Regions from separate parts of the Mus musculus genome. Here region 2 is linked to region 1. Evidence: chromatin loops called from intact Hi-C (ENCODE). Cell type or tissue: left cerebral cortex. All regions are shown on one strand. Each heading gives the region's core, and the rest is flanking DNA. Links, peaks and the distances in the headings are about the cores only.

What was found. A loop is a pair of places that touch in the nucleus more often than their neighbours do. Peaks named below come from ENCODE experiments on the same cell type or tissue, not always from the same donor. Only the 100,000 strongest peaks of a DNase experiment are listed, where the experiment ranks them.
Region 2: it touches region 1 in a loop (2.5-fold over the local background); 3 of 42 quality-filtered maps call a loop at or near these places.

What each region holds. Positions count from the first base shown.
Region 1 is chr17:84,576,973-84,587,181 of GRCm38, forward strand. Plekhh2 (pleckstrin homology domain containing, family H (with MyTH4 domain) member 2) reads left to right here. Exons shown (of 30, transcript NM_177606.4): 15 at 186-344; 16 at 6,493-6,573; 17 at 9,325-9,504. Among named protein-coding and RNA genes, the nearest start is that of 4930500A05Rik, 30 kb to the left of the region's middle. In left cerebral cortex, for the core only: no CTCF peak of the experiment used is centred there; DNase peaks (open chromatin) are centred at 3,714, 5,247 and 8,350.
Region 2 is chr17:84,507,431-84,517,639 of GRCm38, forward strand. It overlaps Plekhh2 (pleckstrin homology domain containing, family H (with MyTH4 domain) member 2), which reads left to right and starts at 4,465. Exons shown (of 30, transcript NM_177606.4): 1 at 4,465-4,534. In left cerebral cortex, for the core only: a CTCF peak has its summit at 4,414; DNase peaks (open chromatin) are centred at 3,125, 4,043 and 4,409; H3K4me3 peaks cover 1,488 bases; H3K27ac peaks cover 1,219 bases.

The DNA of each region.
Region 1 (10,209 bases), core at 697-8,696:
AGTATGAAGTGTGTCAGACCCACGTGAGAAGGACTCAGTGGCCGACATTCTCAGACAGTGGCTAAAGGATTCTCCATTTCCTTGAAACCAGACACTAGGTGAACCATGTGCACTTCCCTGTCAGTAGCGATGCTTGACTGGACAGGACTAAGTCATCATGACTGCCTCTCTGTATCCCCTTCCAGCTGGCCACAGAGAAGCACACATACTATCTGACGGCGGATTCTCCCAATATACTGGAAGAATGGATCAAAGTGTTACAGAGCGTTCTGCGAGTACAAGCTGCGAACCCTCTTTGCCTGCAGCCTGAGGGCAAACCCGCAGTAAAGGGCTTGCTCACCAAGGTAGGACCCTTGTCCTCGGCAGCATCCTAGGCTGCTGCTTTGGTGAGTGCGATGCATCATGAATGGTGAAGCTCAGATAGTAAATCTATATCTAATATTCTGTTTGGGGGTAAGATAGCTCAAAGTGCTTTCTGCCAAGCCTGAAGGTCTGAATGTGTGTGTGTGAGTGAGTGAGAGAGAGAGAGAGAGAGAGAGAGAGAGAGAGAGAGAGAGAGAGAGAATTTGTGCATGAGAGACTTCACAATACATCATGACATACTCCTATTGCACTAAGTACTTACATGTGGGAGATGGTTCTCATCTTTAACCTGAGGGTTCTGAGGTTAAGTGCAGACCACTAGACATGGTGTTAAGCACCCACCAGCCCTGAGCTTGTTCTGTGAGACAAAGGTTTATCAACAAGGCTAGCTGGTCAGAGTCCTGAGGGATCAATCCTCTTCCACACAAGGGGATTAAAAGCACACACCACAGTGCCTGGCTTTTTCTCTGGGTGCTGGAATAAACTCAGGTCCTGATATTTAATAGTATGCACTTCACCTTCTGAGCATGCCTCCCCCAGCCCAAATATCAAATATTTTAAAAACACATCCATTTGGGGGTTGGTGAGATGCTAGCTCAGCAGATAAAGGCACCCAGGCCACGCCTCGGATGTAGTCTCTGGTATGAAGAGGACAGTTCTCACACACTGTCCTCTGACTCCACACATGTAGTGTAGCTTGTGCTTATCCATTGGGATGGATGGATAGATAGATAGATAGATAGATAGATGATAGATGTGATTTTAAGCATGTATAAAGCATTTTTAAACATTCCATCTGAGTCCTCTCTGTTGGAAGAATCTGTCTTCAGAAGTTTTCATTTGCAGGAGACTATAGGGACTTACAAAGGATGGAGTCCATATTCATTCAAATGTTTAAAACATCCTGTTGGTCACTTTTGAGAATGCATAGTAAAACATTCATAGTGATGTGCTTGAGTCCTGTTATGTTAAGAGGTGAAAACTGTATATCTACTACTCTGTCACTTGTATCTAATGATAACATGGGTAACACACTCAGCACCAAAAGTAAGAATTCACCAGTGTATTCAACAGGGACACGTGCTAGGGGTGTGTGTGTGTGTGTGTGTGTGTGTGTGTGTATGGTGAATGTGTGTGTGTGTGTGTGTGTGTATGGTGAATGTGTGTGTGTGTCTATGTCTATGTGTGTGTGTGTCTATGTCTATGTTTATGACTATGTCTATGTATATGTAAGTGTGTGCATGTGAATGTGTGCGTGTGAGAGTGCGGTGTATGCGTGAATATGTGTATGTGTGTGAGCTGCGTGTATGTATAAGTTAGAAGTTCAGGTCAAGTGTCTTCAAGTGCTGTCCACCTAGCTTTGTTTGTTTCTCTTACTGAGCCTGGAGCTGACAGGAGCTTAGACTGGCTGGCTTAGCAGGCTTTGGGGTGTTCCTGTGTCTGCACCCCTAGCACTGGGGTTTACATGGGTTCGAGGAGTCCTTCATCAGGGTCAGACAAGTGCAGCAAACACCTTTACTCAGTAAGTCACCTCTCCAGCCCATGCCTGCGTTTTAAATGAGCTTAAACAATGGAGTTAAATAACTCAGCCATTTGTGCTTGTGGGCAGGATGCGAAGATTTCTCTCCTGATGCTTAGGATTGTTTTTGTCAGGCAGGGTCTCACTATGTGGCCCTGGGGGGGCCTGTAACTCACTATGTAGACTGGCTGGCCTTAAACTCACAGAGATCCATCCACCTCTGTGTGCGCAGAATAGAGGTATGAGAGAGAGAGAGAGAGAGAGAGAGAGAGAGATGCCACTTTGGCACCTGATAATATTTTTACTAAGAATAAAACATAACAATTAAATATTACTAATACTATGCATATTGTGAAGACATTTATGAAGAACTTGACTGATTTAATTCTGGATCTTGTCCTTCAAAAGTTTCTTTAAAATCAGAGTCCTCCGGGGGGACATGGACACATGGATGCTGTTAACAGCTTGCTCACTGAGGAAGATGAATTTGTGGGAGGCATGATAGAGCCTAAGAATAGCTGAAGCCACGGCTCTCGTACACATGAGGCTCTAAACTATTATGGGAAACAAAACAGGAAGTCGAATTTAAGTGGTGGCCATCAGTAAGAGCAGCCTGGACTGGGGTTAGGAAGTGGACAGGATTTTATAAGTATCCAGATGAAGGGTGGGACTAGGTAAGAACGCTCGTGAGGAAGGAGCAACGTTCAGGAGATGGGCAGGCGGATTGGGGACATACTGATGCTTTGGGTCCCAGAAGGACACCTAACCCAAGGAGCAGCACAGGCTAGCAAGGTGGCTCAATCCAGCCGGCAACCTGAGCTCAATTTCTGGAGACATTACCTCACACAGTTATCCTGTAACCTCCTGGTGAACGGCATAGCACTGTGTGTTCAGGAGGAGAAAGCTGGCGAGACAGGAGGGCTTGAGGACTTGGCATTATTTAAGTGACTGTTAGCAATGAAGATAAGAGAAAGCACCCAAAAAGGACATACTGTAGGTATTGAGCGTAGGGAATGGAGAATGGAACGCTATAAAACGGAAGGCATGTAGGGGCACGGGTGAAAAGTCCAAGAGATCAAGAAAACCGAGGGGTGGAACCCTTGGGCAGGAGTTGGGTCATGCCTGACATGCTCTGGGAGGACAGCACATTGCGGAGGGATGGAGGGGAACTGGGAGGCCAGTGTAGCATGCGAGTTTATAGACTGTCTAGACTCTCCAGTACTTCAGAAGGCATCCAGCTGGGGGACGTGGAGTCAGAGGAGAATGGGAAAGACATGTGCCTGGATTTACAGGCTGAAGGAAGACGCCAGGAGACCTGGGAGATTCAGATCCAGAAGTGAGTGGGTGAGAGTCGGGGTAGGGCACAGTGGAAGGATGTGAGGAGGGCTGCAGACGAACATCTGCATTGGAGGGACATGGAATGACGTCACTTCTAATGTCCTTGGTTTTCTTGGTCTCCCTAAGACAAAAGTCTTTGCTAAAAGTGGGAAAGGGGTTGGCTGTGGTCACTAGAAATGTGGTGTAGCCTGAGACACGTGGGACTTTACATGCATGGCTGAGGCCTCACTGAACTGTAATGGTTGCAGTTCATGTCAGTAATTTGTCTCTGGTGTCTCCAGTCAGTGCACATGTGGGAGGCAGAGATGTTAGAGTGTGGGGTCAGGAGCATCTTATGTAAATTTTAAATATGAAATAGATTTGGAAGAATTTCTACAGCAAACACCCATATTTCCATCACCTGGATTCTAGAATTGATTTTTTTTAACGTGCTTTACTGCCTGCGTGTCGAGGTGGTGGTGTGAAGTGTGCGGTTTTTATTATAAAATTTCAAACATACAAAAGTAAAGGCTGTACAGTCCCCTCACCATCTGTCGCGACAGTCATCAGCCATGGCTAAAACTGTTTCCGGATACCCGCCCACCAGGGGTTCTCCTTCTCATGCCCTCCCCTGGGCTAGGCAAAGGCCTGCAGAGGTGAGGTCTGCAGAATGGATTTGTTAGGAGCTTATGAGTGCAGTTGGGTCACGGCCCTGGAGCAGGGATTGTCTTATGATCAAATCGCAGGTCGGCAGAGAAGGAGGAGAGACCAGGCAGGAATGAGACACTGGAGACGTTCAGATGGGGGGAAGGGGGCCTGGGATGGGAAGAAGGTCAAAGAACAGTGATGGTGTGAATGAGAGGGCCAGGGAGTGGGAGGCAGTGGCGGTCAGCGGCTGCAGGGTGTAAGTTACAGAATCCTTTCCCCGTGGAGAAGAAAGACGTAGGGTGTGAAGACAAGGGCTGGGTGGGCAGTGTGAGAAATGACAGAGTTTACTGGAGATGGAAAGCTGAAGAGACTCTTGGACTGAGACAAGGGGGGAAAGCTGGTGAGCCACACTGCCTAGGCACGACCTGTGTGACCTGTACCTCCGTATCTGCAACTGTGAAATGGGAGATGGTTATAGAGACAACCCCCAAGGGTTAAAAACACGAAAGGGGTTTCGTTGAATCGTGTAAAGCGCGCTCAGGCAGTACCTGGCCCTTCAGAACTACTCAAGAATGGGAGGTTGTGTCGTAGGAGTTTCTTGTAGATACTAAAGTCAGCCAGGCTGGTGACAGGATTTTTGTTGGAGACACTATGGGGATAAGATGAGAGGACCAGGGAAGCTTGAGTTTTGTGTGTTGGACAGAGAATTAGAGTAAAATCTATTTTAACTACATTGATATGGAAAGCCTTTATTATCAAAGGTCAAAATTCAGTTTTTAAATTATTTGATCTGCCAATACATCACCATAAGGATTTGTCTAGTATAATATATTTTGTTAAAATGCTTTCGGATCCAGAGTTTGAAGAAATCCTAGTATAAGATGACTGCATAAAGATGGTCTGTGTTTGTATTTGTAAAGCACAGCTTCCAATCTCTCTCTCTCTCTCTCTCTCTCTCTCTCTCTCTCGCTCGCTCGCTCGCTCTCTCACTCCCCCCTCCTTCTCTCTCTCTCTCTCCCCCCCCTCTCTTTATTTTGGACACAGGGTCCCTCTGTGCAGCTCAGGCTGGTCTAGTATTAGCTAGGTGTCCCAGGCTGGCCTCCAACTCCATAATCCCGCCTCTCCCCCTGAGGGCTGGCATTACTCAGCTGAGTCGTCAGACTTTGCTCCAGTGTAAAGCACAGCTTTATAGTATTAATAAAGGACCCCACTTTTGGTCTGGATGTAGTCATTGTTCTGTCTTAAAAATAAATCCTTTCCAAGTACATGAATTAGACTCTAGTTTTGAAGAACCTTCTTTCGGAGCTGTTTAAAGAAAGAGGAAACAGCCCTGCAGCGTACTGTTTAAAAGCCCAGGATATTCCTCTGTAAATACATGTTTCCAAATTTAATTAAACTGAGGGGTGTTGTGCCAAATGCAACATTTGGTTGTTGCTGTTTCTCAAGGAGCATTCTAAATCCATCAAAACATTAGGCAGAGTTATTCATTTAAACCATAACTTGGAATGCTGCAGGCTAGCTGGTTTTTGTGGTTTTAAGAGAGGCCATGTGTTTGACTCTTTATATAGTGAGGAAGGAAACATTCATTGCAGTCACTATTATATTTTGATTTTATGTGTTGTCTCCTTTGGTCAAACGATAGCCCGGGTTATCCTACGTTGTGACAGGGTAAGTCACTTGCCTGAGGGTACTGGAGCATGAATGTGTTTGTCTGTGTGTGTGTCTGTGTGTGTGTGTGTGTGTGTGTCTGTGTGTGTCTGTGTTTGTGTGTGTGTGTGTGTGTGTGTGTCTGTGTTTGTGTGTGTGTGTGTGTGTGTGTGTGTGTGTGTGTGTGTCTGTGTTTGTGTGTGTGTGTGTGTGTGTGTGTGTGTGTGTGTGTGTCTATGGGTGTCTCTCTGTGTATCTGTGTCTCTGTATGTGTGTGTTTGTGTGTCTGTGTGTCTGTGGAGTGGGAATAATGGGGCTTCATCTTAAGCTTGCCCACTGGTAGGACTGGGTCTCTTCATGTCCTTGGAGAGTGGAGGATGTTGTGGGGTCTGTGTGGGTGGACCTTGAATACCTGTGCCGAGCAGGACTAGTGCGGATGGGAACTCACAGTCCAGAGCTGTCAAGGCTACCAGGTTCTGACCCTCACGGTACTCATCTGATCTGCGCCTGACCCTAGGCCAGCAGTTCCCAACTTTCCTAACGACGCGACCCTTTAGAATAATTGCTCATGGTGGGGTGACCCCAACCATAAAGTTATTTTCATTGCTACTTCATAACTGTAACTTTGCTGCTGTTATGAATCAGAATATAAATATCTGATATGCAGGATATCTGATATACAGACCCTGTGGAAGGGTCTTTTGACACCCCGCCCCATAAGGTGTTCTATCCCACAGGTTAAGAACTTCTGTTCTAGCCTGCAGCTTTTCATGTGACACACAGCAGACTCTCCGGAATCATTGCATGGTACACTGTAAAGCTTCCAGTCTGTGCAGTGCCATCAGCCACTGTCACAGGCAAATCTTGGGCAGCGTTTAAGCAGATGACCACTTCCGTCTTGAGCCAGCATTTGTGGAGCCTCACAGAGAACATGTAAACTATACTGCAATTTTCCAGACTTCTGAACCACATTTTAATCCATTGCAATGTAATTCCAGGTGAAGCATGGCTACTCTAAGAGGGTCTGGTGCATGCTTGTTGGAAAGGTCTTGTATTATTTCCGCAATCAAGAGGATAAGGTATGTACCCACTCTAATATCCCAACGAGAGAAGGAATTTTGCATGTGCTAGCTTAAAAAGCTTTTCTTTTTGGCTTTTCTGTTGCTAGGGGAAACGGTAGACTTTTTGGTAGCTTGGTGTCATCTACATTTATTTCTTTTTTTATTAGATATTTTCTTTATATACATTTCAAATTTCAAATGCTATCCCGAAAGTTCCCTATACCCTCCCTCCACCCTGCTCCCCTACCACAGTAACCTGCTTGGCCTTTGCTTTAAACTTTGGCTTAGTAGCTTGTACCTAACGTACTTCCTAAGAACTGGAAGAGCAAAGCCTTGTTTTACTGCTAACATTCCTTAACAGCTTTCCCCAGGGTTCTGCCCAATTAGAAGAAGCTACAGGGTTTGAGCAGCTCGGCTGTAGGGTCTTGGATGCCTGGATGCCTCTTACCAGTCCATCCATTTACGTGTTATATCCTGTCTATTCATTTTTAAACTAATATCTGCCTCACACCCAAGAACTGGAGTAATCCTCACTCTGAAAGTAGAAAGATAGGCCATCTACCCAAGGTAAAAGGGTCACAGGTCATTGTGGACACTCAGTCACCTTGGTGTTACCACAATTACATGAATTTAGCCAATATCGATGAGCCTCAAGCTCGTATAGAATGACGGTGTCAGCAGCCTGTGGCTGGTCAGTTAATGACCCTAGACTCGGTCCAGTGACCACGTGGGTCAGTTATTTCCCTGGTCCCTTTTCTCAGGCTGTATTCTCAGGTCTACCAGCTGGATTTAACATTCAGGCCATTGTTCTCTCATTGCCGGTGGCGTGGGAGTTAACAGTCACAGCTGTTAGAAAGATGTGTCCAGAGGAGCAAGGAAGAGCTTGCATGGCAGTGCTGCCTGAAGCGTTAGGCCCAGTGCAGAGCGACATTCAGCATTCCCTGCTAGACTGATGTTCAGAAAAAATGGGCATTAAAGTTCCGATATGGAATTGGGGCACAGTTTTAGAGCAGTTCAGTAAGTGAATTTATCTTTAGAATAAATTGAGGGGATAGAGGCCAGGGACTGGATGCTCTTCTAGAGGACCTGTTTGGTACCCAACACCCACACTGAGACAGATGCTCGCAGTCACCTGTAACTCCAGTTCCAGGGAATCTGCCAATCTCTTCTGGCCTCTGCTGGAACCACAGACATGTAACATAACATAGACAGACAAACACATACGTATAAAATAAAAATCATTTTTTAACACTCAAATACATTCCATGTGAAAGACAGTATGTTTAATTAAGTAGTCCTTAGTATTAACCAGCCACCAGGTAGATTTAGCACAAGATAATATTTATTCATTAAGGCGTCTCTGGAGTGCCATGTTCCACTGCCTCCAACTTTTACTCTGAGTAAGACAGGACACACTGGAGGATTTTGAGCAGAGCTGCCACAGTCTCATCCTCTTTAACTTAGGAACAGGCTGGAGGGAACAGGGAAGATTCTAATCAGGAGACTGGTAGACTAATCCAGTCCGAGACAGCTGTGGTTGGTGGAGGCGCTAATCAGAAACAAGCATATATTCTGGAGGTCTTGTAGATGAGAACTTATGTCAGCAAAGTAAAAGGGTCAGCAGTACTGTCAGCGTTTTTGGCCTAAACTTTTGGAAAGATGACATCACTGAGGGCAGTGGAGACAGCTGGGGGAGCAGGTGGCTGAGGGAGACGCCGAAGGGAGCTTGAGATGCTGCTAGACATCCGGGTCCAGATCAGACTGGAGTTAGGCATCTGGGAACAGCTAGCATAGGCTGGGACTAAAGCCATGAGCTTAGATGAGATCACCCACTGCGTGTGTAGGTGGTCAGGACAGGGAGGCCAAGCACAGAGCCTTGGAATGCACCACGGAAGCGGAGGAGAGAGCGCACATGTCTTTGTGGTTAGGACTGGCTTTTTCAAAGAATTGCAGCCAGTACTTGGAAAGCTGATGCAGGGGGATGACTGCTGTACCTGCATGTATAGTAAGGCATTGTCTCAGCATCCTTCCCGGCCAAAAAGAAAAAAAAAAAGTAATCTCTGCAAACATTTTTGAACCTGGCCAAATATTTTAGGAGCTATAAATCTGAAGAATGCCCTGCAATGTCCTTAACTAGCATAGAAGTTTAAATACATACAGATCTACTAACTGGCGAGCAGGGGAGGCATGCTATGTTAGTAAAAGAAAGAGTAAACTTTAACAAAACCAGCTGTAGGAAGATTTGCCTACCCTTAAATTGCAGTGGAAAGAGCTACAGCCTTTCCCAGGGATGTGTGACACACTTTGATCAATGGTCTGAGAACTCAGGTCATCAATGGGGGTCTAAGCTAGCCTCTGTACCAACTGCCTCGTTATGTCTTTCTGTGGACAATCTGGAGCCTATGTCTACATTTTACCTCTTGATTGACTAGCTTAAACCAAACCACTCACCAATCTGTGAGGAAGACAGTCCACTGAGTATTTAGGCTGAAATATAACTGCATCCTGAGCCAGGAATCCGTCACCAGAGTGCATCCTGGTTATTTTTGCCTCAAGTGTTAAATGTCCAGTATTCACTCAGTGGTTTTATATCACAGTTAGGGTTTCTGCCTTTTGCTGTCATGTTGTGACAACATGGCCATGTTAGATTTCAGTGAGGTATTTGACTCTCAAAGCATGCCTTTTAAAGGAGAAGAGGAAAGGGCCGCAGTAACTTGTAAAGGAAGAGACAGACAGCACCTTCGCTCGAGTAACTGGCCTTCGCTTCAGTTCCCTCTAGGTCAGCTCAAACTCTGGGAGGCTAAGGTGGAAGAGGTGGACAGGTCCTGTGACTCCGACGAGGACTATGAGACCCGGGGGTGCTATCTGCTGTCCACTCACTACACCATCATTGTCCACCCCAAAGACCAGGGCCCTACTTACCTGCTCATCGGATCTAAGCACGAGAAGGTACCTAACATCTCCCAGTTCTTCTAAAGTGACTCAGACGTTATACTTCACGTACTGAGGGTTTCAGGCCAATTTTAATGGGATTAAGAACAAATTTGGGGGAGGAAAAAAAAGCCTTTTAATTTCTGTTTTCTGTGACTTTTTTTTACCTATCAGGAAATAATCCTCATCTAAACATGCTGGTCTTCAATCTATTGATAAAACTGTCTCAAGATCAAAATTAGTGGCAGTCGTGGGGGATGGATGCTCCTTCTGTGTACAAGTGTGAGCATCCCGGGCTGGGCACACCCAGTGAGCCTAAGGCTCTAACAGCTTTCATTCTTTGTTGTTTTTTTCCTGTAAAAACTTAGGTTTAGAGACAACAAAAGTGAATAACTATATTTGCTGTATGTATATAACTATGTATGACAAAGAACGAATCACAAATTGATAGGAAATAAATGGATTGTGTATGTATTATGTGTATTATTATGTTTGTTGTGTTTTGATGAAATTAGCTATTAAGGAAAACATAATTTTTCATTTTACACAATGGTCAAAAAATTAACTTCCGGATGAACTGAAAGAGCTAGAAGAATTTAATGAACTTTTTTTCTTTAAAAAGCTTTTATCTTTGAATCGAAAGTGCTTTCTAAGAAAAAGACACGCTGTGAGAAAATACGCTGGAAGTGGTAGAGACACTTTAAAAATCTAAAATCCAGGGCT
Region 2 (10,209 bases), core at 1,390-9,389, 69 kb before region 1:
TATTTGTTCCCCTAGAGTTCATGAGATAGAAACATGGTAACCAGTGGGGTAGTATTGGTGTGCTGAGATCTTTAGGACACGGGACCTGGGGGAGGTAATTAGGTCATGGTTCTTCCATCATGAGTGAATTTGTACGGTCTAATAGAGGGACAGATTTGTCATGTGCACACGTGTTCCCTCGAGGCCAGTCGTTTTTTAGACTCTGACATTATTTCCCTGCTCTAGTGCTTTCTGTCTTGTGGAACTTCGCCCTCGGCCACACATTCCCACCATGATGTCATCTGCCATGTTTGATGCAACGGCAATAATCTAATCTCCTGTCTTTAGTAACATCAGAAACATTTACATGCCGCACAGTCAGATATTTTATCACCGAAGTCCAAAATGGAGTAAGACTTAACACCAAGCAAGCTGTCTTCCTTGACCACCATTCCACTGGGAGGACACGTTGGTTGTTGTCCTGGCCCCTTTTTATTCAGACGCTTCTTTTAGTTTTAGGATGGCTCATAACACACAGTATTCTGGACTCTGAGACGAGGGGTTTGAGGCAGCTTTCACTGGTGCTGCACGGCAAAGGGGCACATGCAGTGAAAAGCGCAAACCTGGGTTCTGAGCCAAAGCTGCAGTGGGGCTGGAAAGTGCCACCCAGAAGCACCCTGCTTTTGATCTTGACTGAAGTTGTGACAACTGCACTTCCAGAAATCTTTCACTGTTACCAATTTATCTCAATTTCCACATTTAGTTATACGAACCCATATGGGATGTAGCCCATCGTGTGAGAGCTGTCCCATCGCTATAACGTAGTTACGACATTCCCATGTTTGATAGCTATAACATAGTTAAGGGGTACCCATACAATGTGCATCCCTTGGGCTTCTTAGTCCCCACACCAGACCATGAATCCTGACTCCGAGTTCTAACTCGAATCTGGTTACAGTGTGAGAAGCCCTTTCTTCACAGCCTCTGATGGGCGCGGACTCACTTTCCTTCCAGCCCTCTCTGCTATTCTCCCCATCTCAAGTGCTCCTGGTGCCATGTCCGTGTCCTTTATTCAGTCCCTCTGGTATATTAGTCTCCTCTTAACCACAAAGCCTGGTACCTGCTGTTCTCCCTATCCACAATGCGCTTCCTATCATCCCTTGATTGTTCCTGGTTAATTTTCTCAGACCTCATCTCAAAATAAATAAATAAATAAATAAATAAATAAATAAATTTAAAAAGAAGAAGAAGAAGAGGTCAAGAAAGGCGTCTTGACTTCTGAGCATGAAATATCTCCTGTGCATCACTGAGCTGTGTGATATCACGGGCATTTCCCTCACAGTGCCTAGTGAGTGTATGTGTTTAATGAACATTCATCTTTCTTCCTAGGATGGAACTCTAGGAACACAGAGGATCCAGCTGATGGATTTTGTTCCCCTTTGTATTCCTTATAACACGGAGCCTGGGATCTCACAAGTAGCCAATGAAATGCATCCCTCTCTGCCTTTGTCTATCATCTAATAAATATTTATGGTGTCCTTGCTGAGTGCCAGGCACTGTGCTACAAGCGGGGCATTCACTAAGACAAGAACCAGTGTTTCTGCTCTCACATCTCTTATCATCATGTGAAAGAGGAAGCCAGTATGACTTTGCTACAGAAACCAGACTGTAGCTACCGAGGCAAATAAGTGACTAAGGCACACACAGCCATGGACAGTTAAGAGGGCTGATCAGGGAATTTCTATCTTCTTCCACTTAATATAGAAAACAAAAAAATGAGAAAGCCATGCCTGTGGGTGCATTTGAAAATACATGTGTTTGAAAATACACATGACTGCACAGAGGCCAGAGGTCAGAGGTCATCAGGTACCCTCCTTGCTTGCCTTCCACTTTATCTTTCGAGACAGACGGAGCCGTACACTGAACTTGGAGCTCACTGACTTGGCTGGGCGCCCACTGAGCTCCAGGAGTCTGGCTCAGCATCCCCATAACTGGGGACCACTCTACCCAGCTTGTACATGCCTGATGAGGACCCACTCCTGCTGTGTGGCAGGCACTTGACCTCTAAGCCATCTCTCCTGCCCCTAAAAATACCTTTGAGTTTTATCATAAAACACACAACTCACCCATTTGAGTTATACATGGTCATGGCTTTTAGTGTAGTCAGAGATGTACAGGTATGGAACTTTCCAGAGACACTTTGATTACTCACCCTTCAAAGCACTTCATCCCCCACATACCAGTGGTTCTCAACCTTCCTGATGCTGTGAGCCTTTAACACAGCTCCCATGTGCTGACCCCAACCATAAAGTATTCTAGTTGCTACTTCATAACTACAATGTTGCTACTGTTGTGAATCACAATGTAAACATCTGTGTTTTCCAATAGTTTTAGATGACCCCTGTGAAGGGTTGTTTAACCCTCGAAGAGGTTGCAACCCACAGGTTGAGAACTACTGCCCTAGACGAACACCTGCATCTTTCTCAGCCCAGGGTAATGATGAATCCACTTCTCTGAGCATCCCATATTTACGGAATCATACAATATTTCCAATTTTGTGATTAGCTCTTTTCATTTAGTGTATTTTCCAAGGCTTATTCAACCCGTAGCTTGATTTCTCTCCCTCATCACCCTGTCTGTCTTTCAGTCTCACCCTGTCTGTCTTTCAGTCTCACCCTGTCTGTCTTTCAGTCTCTCGAACCTCAGGTTCACTATGTAGCTGACAATGAGCTTGATCCTTTTAGGTCCGGGCCGCCCAGCTTCCACCTCTTTTTAGCTCTGAATACTATTCCATCCTATCATGTGGAGCTTGGGGTTTTTGGTTGTTTGCTTTGGTTTTGTTTTCTACGGCCAGAAAAAGGAAGCTACTGCACCTTTAAAAAAAATCATAGCCAAATTCAGTTTGTCATGTTTCTAGAAAAAGGTGACTGTAAGTAAATATTGGCTGAGCCTTACAAAGATGGCAGTCATGTTGAGAAAGCTGCTTTTTATGACTGAACGTATTCACTCAGCTCACTAGTCTATTTAGTGTTTCTGACTCACAAACGGAAGTGATTCTATTTTGGCATCCTCCGTCTTTCTCTTGTTGGGTCTCTGCTGACTTGCTGTGCTAAATTATGCAAGTTACTTTAACTGTTGATTTAACTCCCGCATGCTCTGTAAAATGAGCCCAGTCCAGCCTGCTTGTTTGCCAAGGCTGTTTGGAGACAATTTTTCATATGCTATGCATCATCAGCTCCCACAGAAGGCAGAAAGAATTTGATGTGTGGGGGTTGTCTGGGATCCAGTCCAAAATTAGTGCTCATCTGGAAGAAACATGGACGCCTGGTGCTTGCTTGCTGGCCTTATTTGTTTTCACTTAGGGCTTTCCCTCTAAGGAACTTTGCAAAATTTATCACTTTAGTATTTTTTATATATATATATAAGGTTGGCTTTTTCTTTTGTAAAAAGACTGAAGTGGGAAAAGCCTTCTGATGCCTTCTATTAGTGAACTGTGTATCAAAGAGAGCAATTTGTCTGACCTAGTTTGATGACCTGGGGAAGGATTACCTCTAACATCCAGAATTTGTCCCTCTCCTCCCACTCCCCTCCCCTTCCCTCCCCTTCCCTCCCCTCTCCTCCCTCTCCCCTCTCTCTGGTCCCTTAACAACTCCCAAGACTGGCCTCTTTAGGCCCCTGCTTGGGATGTGAAATCCAACCAGATTTATCATTCATGTGCTCACGCAATATGCTTTTGTGCGATTTGCAAAAGAACATAACAGCTCCTCCCTTTGAAATGCTTGCTGGCCTACAGTGGCAATAGTAGGTCAGGCAAACGTGTGCACTCACTCCAAGAGAGGCAAAAAACCGGACGTTCTGAGGGCAAAAAACGGGAGCAGAGGTTTCCACTATGTGGGGCAGTCTGGAGACTCACTGGGCTGAGAGGAGAGATAGAACTTTTAAAGGTGGGAAGGAAACAGCATGTCAATGCTCCCAGCTGGATTCCTCAGACCTCAGACCACAGTCACCCGAGGTGTGAGCAGCAGCTGTAAAAACTAAACTTGCACAACTACGAGGGAGGTTTTTCAGGCTACACACGGAATCCGTTCTTGGCCATTTAAACCCAACCTGGAAGACAATAAAGGCCTTGGCAAAGTGCACACTTACACTAGTTAATGTAGAAAGACAGACTGGCCAGAGGAGAGAGTTCACGCCTAGAGACAATGCAACAGGATGGTCCATAGGTCCAATCGAGGCAAAAGGAATGGAAAAGAGGTGACTAAGTGCTTCATCAGGCCTTAAAATCTAGGTGTGGGGAAGGCAGTGGGAATACCTCTTGGGTCAGGGCTCTTTACTCCGAGGGGCACCGGGAGGAGCTAGAGTTATAAACACCTCCTCCAGTGACGCCAGGTGGTCGGCTGCGTCTTCCGATTAGCTACTCCGGCCGCCAATCCCGCAGGAGGCGGCGCTGTCCCGGCCGCTCGGAGCTCCGAGTGCGGTCGGCGCGGGCTGAGAGCCGGGGAAGCCGGCGGAGCCGGGTGACTGGCGAGCCGGAACATCAGGCGCCGCCGCAGAGGTAGGCAGGTGGGCAGAGCGCGGGGTCCAGCGTCCTCGGGGACCGAGCCTCCCGGGTTCCTTACCCCGGGAACCAGGGCGTCCTGGGTTGCCGGCGAGGAAGGGGTCGGCGGGGTCGGCGGAGTGGGACAGGGATGCAGCGCAGGACGCCTCGCGCCCTGGCTCGGCCGGGTCCCGGGTCGCCCGCAGGAGCTGGCTGGGGACGGCTCTACGTTCCTCGGGCTCCTGTGACGTTCTGTTAGAAAAGCAGGGCCCCTGGCTTGTGGTACCGCTGGGGGTCGTCGGGTAGGGGAGCTGCGGGGCAGCCCCGCGTCCCCGCGCGCCTTGGGTCCCATCGGCGATGCAACAGTTCGGCCTGCGCTTCTGATGAGCCGTGCTTTGAGGGGACCCCGGGACCACAGTTCTCCAGCTTTTCATTTTTAACACCTCTGCTTGCCCGACCGCCCGACGCCAGAGCGCCCTAAGGTGACATACCCCGAAACGAATCTGTCCCCGGAGGAGTTGAGGCACCCTGCCTTGCAAAAACTCTCCTCTAGCCCGGCTACCTGAGGGTCACTGGCTTCTTTGTGAAAGTTCCAGTCTTTGCAAGCCTGGACCTCATAGGCTGTGTGTGTGTGTCCAGGAGGAGTGTGGAGGAGAAGGCTGTTCTGGGCAGTGCCGCTGAAGGGCAGGCATGCCCCAAGTAGGGCTAGGTGCTAAGGTTCTTTGAACAAGCATGCTTCAGCCTAGTTAAAGACATCTTTTCTGCATTGGGGGTAGGCAGGACATAACCTACAACCCAACTGTTCTAAAGAATATATAGGCTTTAGGGGATTATCTAAATTCCATCAGTGTGAGTCTAGGTAGTAACTTTCCTTCTTCCCTCCCTCGCTCTTTCCCTCTCTCCCTTCCTCCCTTCCCAGGACTTTAGTCTTTTCAAACCTCTCCCACCCCCTTTTAGGAGCTGGAAAAGAAACAGGAAGTCAGAGATTCAGAGAAAAGAGCGTTCACTCCACAACTATAAACAGTTTATTTTGTGCCAGTAAATATTTCCGAAGTCACTGGAAGTCTTTGGAAAACCTCAGTTTTTGTCTGCCCCCTGCAGAGAAGGTAGATCCCCTTAGAGTTCAAAACTTAGAGAGGACATTTTTAGAAGTGGAAGCCATACAGTCCTGTCACTAGGGACGTTGAAAGTGTTGAGAATTCCCATTCTTAGCCAGCCAAGGTGGAGCTCTGCTGGGTTACAGCTGCCTTCTACCTAGATACAGAATTACAGAGGGACCCAGGACGCCTCTTGTCTGGACCTTGAGCTATCACAAAACCAAACTGAAGTCTTGAATTTCTTTTTATTATGACCTGGTTGTTGGGCACCAAAGATGTCAGATGCATGTTTGGTCATCTTTAAGCTTTTCTACTTCATCATAAAAATGTATAATTACAACAACTAAAGACAAATAGATGTAGTTAACTTTGAATTTTCTTGTATTGTTACCTAGGTATCTCTACCTGGCAAAGTGTAAGAGATATGTACTGTACTTTTCGTAGTTGGGGTTAACAGTTACTTCTCTATTATTTGAGTTATTGGTGAGATTCCTGGCAGGGATAACAACTAATAATAAATGGTTAAATCTGTAAATGTGTTCTTAGTATATATCCATTTTTGTTTGTATATATTCTTTTTAATTGGGATATAATTCACAAATCATAAAATCGACCCTTTGACAGGGGATTGGGGCATATTTGCGCAGTTATCACTATCCAGTTAGAGAATAGTGTCTTCCTGCCCACTAAGAAACTCTAGTCCAGTGCTTCTCAACCTGTGGGTCGAGACCTTTTTGGAGTAGAATAACCCTTTCTCAGAGGTCACTTAAAACAATCAGAAAACACATGTATGTTATGATTCATAACAGTAGCAAAACTGTAGTTATAAGTAGCACACCACACGAAGCCCGTCTCGGGCCAGTTCACCCCATAGCTGCTGCTGTTCCTTGGTGGTTACCCCTTAGTACCGCTCTCTCCAAGATCCTGCTGCAGCAACCGCGTCGTGCCAGACCTCACCCAACTTGTCCCCAAGAACACTTCAGTCCTTGTGCTTCTACTGCACAAGGCTCAGCTGTTCACCCTGACACCTTCATGCCTTCAAAACCATCTGGGTGACTCTATACATTACCAAGTTTGTCCGCCAGCATGAGATGCAGCCTTGGCTTTCTCTGGACCACAGCTTCTGTGCGCTGACTCTGAGGACATATTCCCAGTAAAATTTACCTCAGTATTGCTGGTCTCTAAATCGCTGGTAAAATCTCAGCTCTAGCTAACCAGCATTGATTGCCCAGGTAAAGCAAAGGTCTTACTTCAGGGGCTCTGGTCCCTTCTATCAGGCTGATTCTTCAACCCCAGCTGTCCAGATTCTTAAACCAAAGTATCGAATGATCCCAATAAAGTTTTTAAGGTACTCTGTTAGTGGCAACTTGTAATTTTTTGTTGCGGTTTTCCTCCTTAGCCCAGCTAGCTCCCAAATAATTGAGACTGCACTATTCTATTTCTTTAACAAGCTTTAAGGGCACACCAGCCAGGCAATATCACTCTATTTTAATCCTCTCAGCTAATCTGGATACTTCCTAGTCAGAATCCCAGTGATGCTTGCATTTTAGCACCGATCTGGCGATCTGGGCTCTTCATGTTTTCTCATGGTGTCTCCTTGACTCTCCCCTTGTGGAATCCCCACTTTCTCTCTTTCCTTCCCTCTTCCCCATGCTGGGAAGAAGTCCAACCCTATTCTCTCCCCTGCTCAGTCATTGACTGATCATCCTTTTCATTGACCAATCAGAGAACAGATGAGGAGCAATGCCTACACAACGTTGAGGCCAGAGATACTTAGAATAAGGACTGCAATCAGATATGGGGGGTCCAGAAATCAGCATTTGAAAAATGCAAGGATAATTTTTACATGGTGCACAATAACGTTATGCCTACTGTACTCTCAAACTTCCTTCTGGAACTTCACAAGCCAGGCCTCCAGTGTCTTTATCACTTGCAACATTGTCATCTCTCAGGCTCCCAAGAACAGCTTGCTGAGCTCTGAGCGCTCAATGGCTTTTCCAAACTCTTTGCACAACCCTCCTTAAAAAAAACAAATCAAAACAAAAACAAAACAAAACAATAATAACAAAAGCATAGCTTGGGAGCAGATGTAGAGAACCATTAGGCCAAACTCAGAGAACCCCACAGAAGAGGGGTCAGAAGGTTTGTAGGAGGCAGAGGGGTCAAAGACACCACAAGAACCCAGCCCACATAATCAACTAAGCAGGGCTTTTAGGGACTCACAGACATTGAACCAACAAGCAGGGAGCCTGCTTGCATCTGAGCTAGGTCCCCGACATATATGTTAACAGTTGTGTAGCTTGGTCTTCTTGCAGGACTCCTAACAGTGGGAGTGGGAGGGTGTCTCTGTCTCTTTCAGCTGCTCCACAGACCTTTTTTCTTCTACTGGGTTGCCTTGTCCAGCCTTTATATGGGCGTGTGTGCCTAGTCTTATTGCATCCTGTTTATGGCATGTTCCATTGATGTCTCTGGTAGGCCTGCTCTTTTCTGAAGGGAAACGGAGGAGGAGGAGGAGGAGGAGGAGGAGGGGAGGGGGGAGGGGGAGGAGGAGGAGAGGAGGAGAGGAGCAGATCTGGGAAGGTGGAAGAAGGACTGGGAGAAGAAGTGGTGGAGGGAGAGGAAACTGCAATTGGGATGTCATATATGAAAGAAGAATAAATTAAAAAAATATGGTCAGGTTGATTATAGCAATAGTACATGTTCTGGTCCAATTTCTGCCTTAGTTAAGGTTTCTATTGCTGTGATAAAACACTGTGGCCAAAAGCAACTTGGGGAGGAAAGGGCCTTTATTTATATTTATTTATTTATTTATTTATTTATTTATTTATTTATTTATTCATTCATTCATTCATTCATTCATTCATTTATTTATTTATTTATAAAGCTGGCAATGTATAGATCATACACTCCGTCTCTGAGGGGAGTCAGTGCAGGAACCTTCAGACAGGACTGAAGTAGAGGCCAATGAGGAATTCTGCTTACTGTTTTTTGTCCTCATAGCTAGCTCAGCCTGGCTTCTTACACAGCTAGTGACCGCCAGGGGTGGCCTTGCCCCACCCCCACGGCCTGAGCCCACCTACGTCAATCATCAGTCTAGAAAGTATCCTACAGCTTGCCTACTCAGGGAGGAATTTGCTCGGTTGAGGTTTGAATCAGGTTTCATCCTTGCATGGCAAGCACTTGGCCAAGCAAGCCCCTGATTTTGCCTACTTTTTTTTTTTTTTTTTTTTTCCATTTTTTATTAGGTATTTAACTCATTTACATTTCCAATGCTATACCAAAAGTCCCCCATATCCACCCACCCCCACTCCCCTGCCCACCCACTCCCCCTTTTTGGCCCTGGTATTCCCCTGTACTGGGGCATATAAAGTTTGCAAGTCCAATGGGCCTCTCTTTCCAGTGATGGCCGACTAGGCCATCTTTTGATATATATGCAGCTAGAGTCAAGAGCTCCGGGGTACTGGTTAGCTCATAATGTTGTTCCACCTATAGGGTTGCAGATCCCTTTAGCTCCTTGGCTACTTTCTCTAGCTCCTCCATTGGGAGCCCTATGATCCATCCATTAGCTGACTGTGAGCATCCACTTCTGTGTTTGCTGGGCCCCGGCCTACTTTTTGTCTCTGACTCTTTTACCTGCTTTTGGGACCCCCACCTTTTTTTTTCTCATACTGGGTTGCCTCATCCAGCCTGAATAAGAGTGGAGGTGCCTGGTCTTACTACAACTTGATATGTCGAGTTTGGTTGGTAGCCTGCCCTTTTCTGAAAAGAGATGGAAGAGGAGTGGGTTTGTAGGGGGAGGGGCAGAGGACAAGTTGGGGGGGGCAGGCTGGGAGGAGAGGAAGGGAGGGGCAAGTGCAGTCACAGATGTATAAAGTAATAGTAATAAAAATTAGAATAAGATTGTCCTCTTTTGTTTTGTGTTTGAGATGGGGTCTTGCTATGTAACTCTGTCTGTCCTGGAACTCACTGTGTAGACCAGGCTGGCCTTGAACTTATAGAGATCTGCCTGCTTCTACTTCCTTAGTGCTGCGTTTAAAGGTGTGTGCCGCTCAATCTGGAAGGTTGTTTGTGTTGCTGATTAAGTTGTTTGAATCGTTTCCATATTCTGGGCACATCTCTTCTCACATACCTGATTTTCAAATCTTTTTCTGTCGGTCTGTAGGCTATTTTTGCAAGTTCTTCATTGTGTCCTTAAAGGCCCATAATTCCTAAATTTTTGATGAGGTTCCATGTATCTATTTTGCGATTTCTTAGAGCGGTGGGTTACATTTAAGCCTTTGATACATTTAATGCTAATGTGTGTATCTGGGATGAGGGAAGGGGACCACATTCGTTCTTCTGCATCTGGCTAGCTAGTTGCACCACTTCATATCCTCTTTCCTGTTCAGTGGTCTTGGTCCCTTTTCAGAAAGAAATTGATTGTAATCACAAGGTTGTATTTCTGGACTCAACCTTATTCACTAATGTCTCTCTTCATTTAACTATCTTGGGTACTGTAGCGCTTTGTATCTAGTTTTGAAGTTTGAATAAGTGACTCTTTAAGCCCTTCAAGCTTGTTTTGGTCCCTAAGGTGAATTTTAGGATAGTTTACCAATC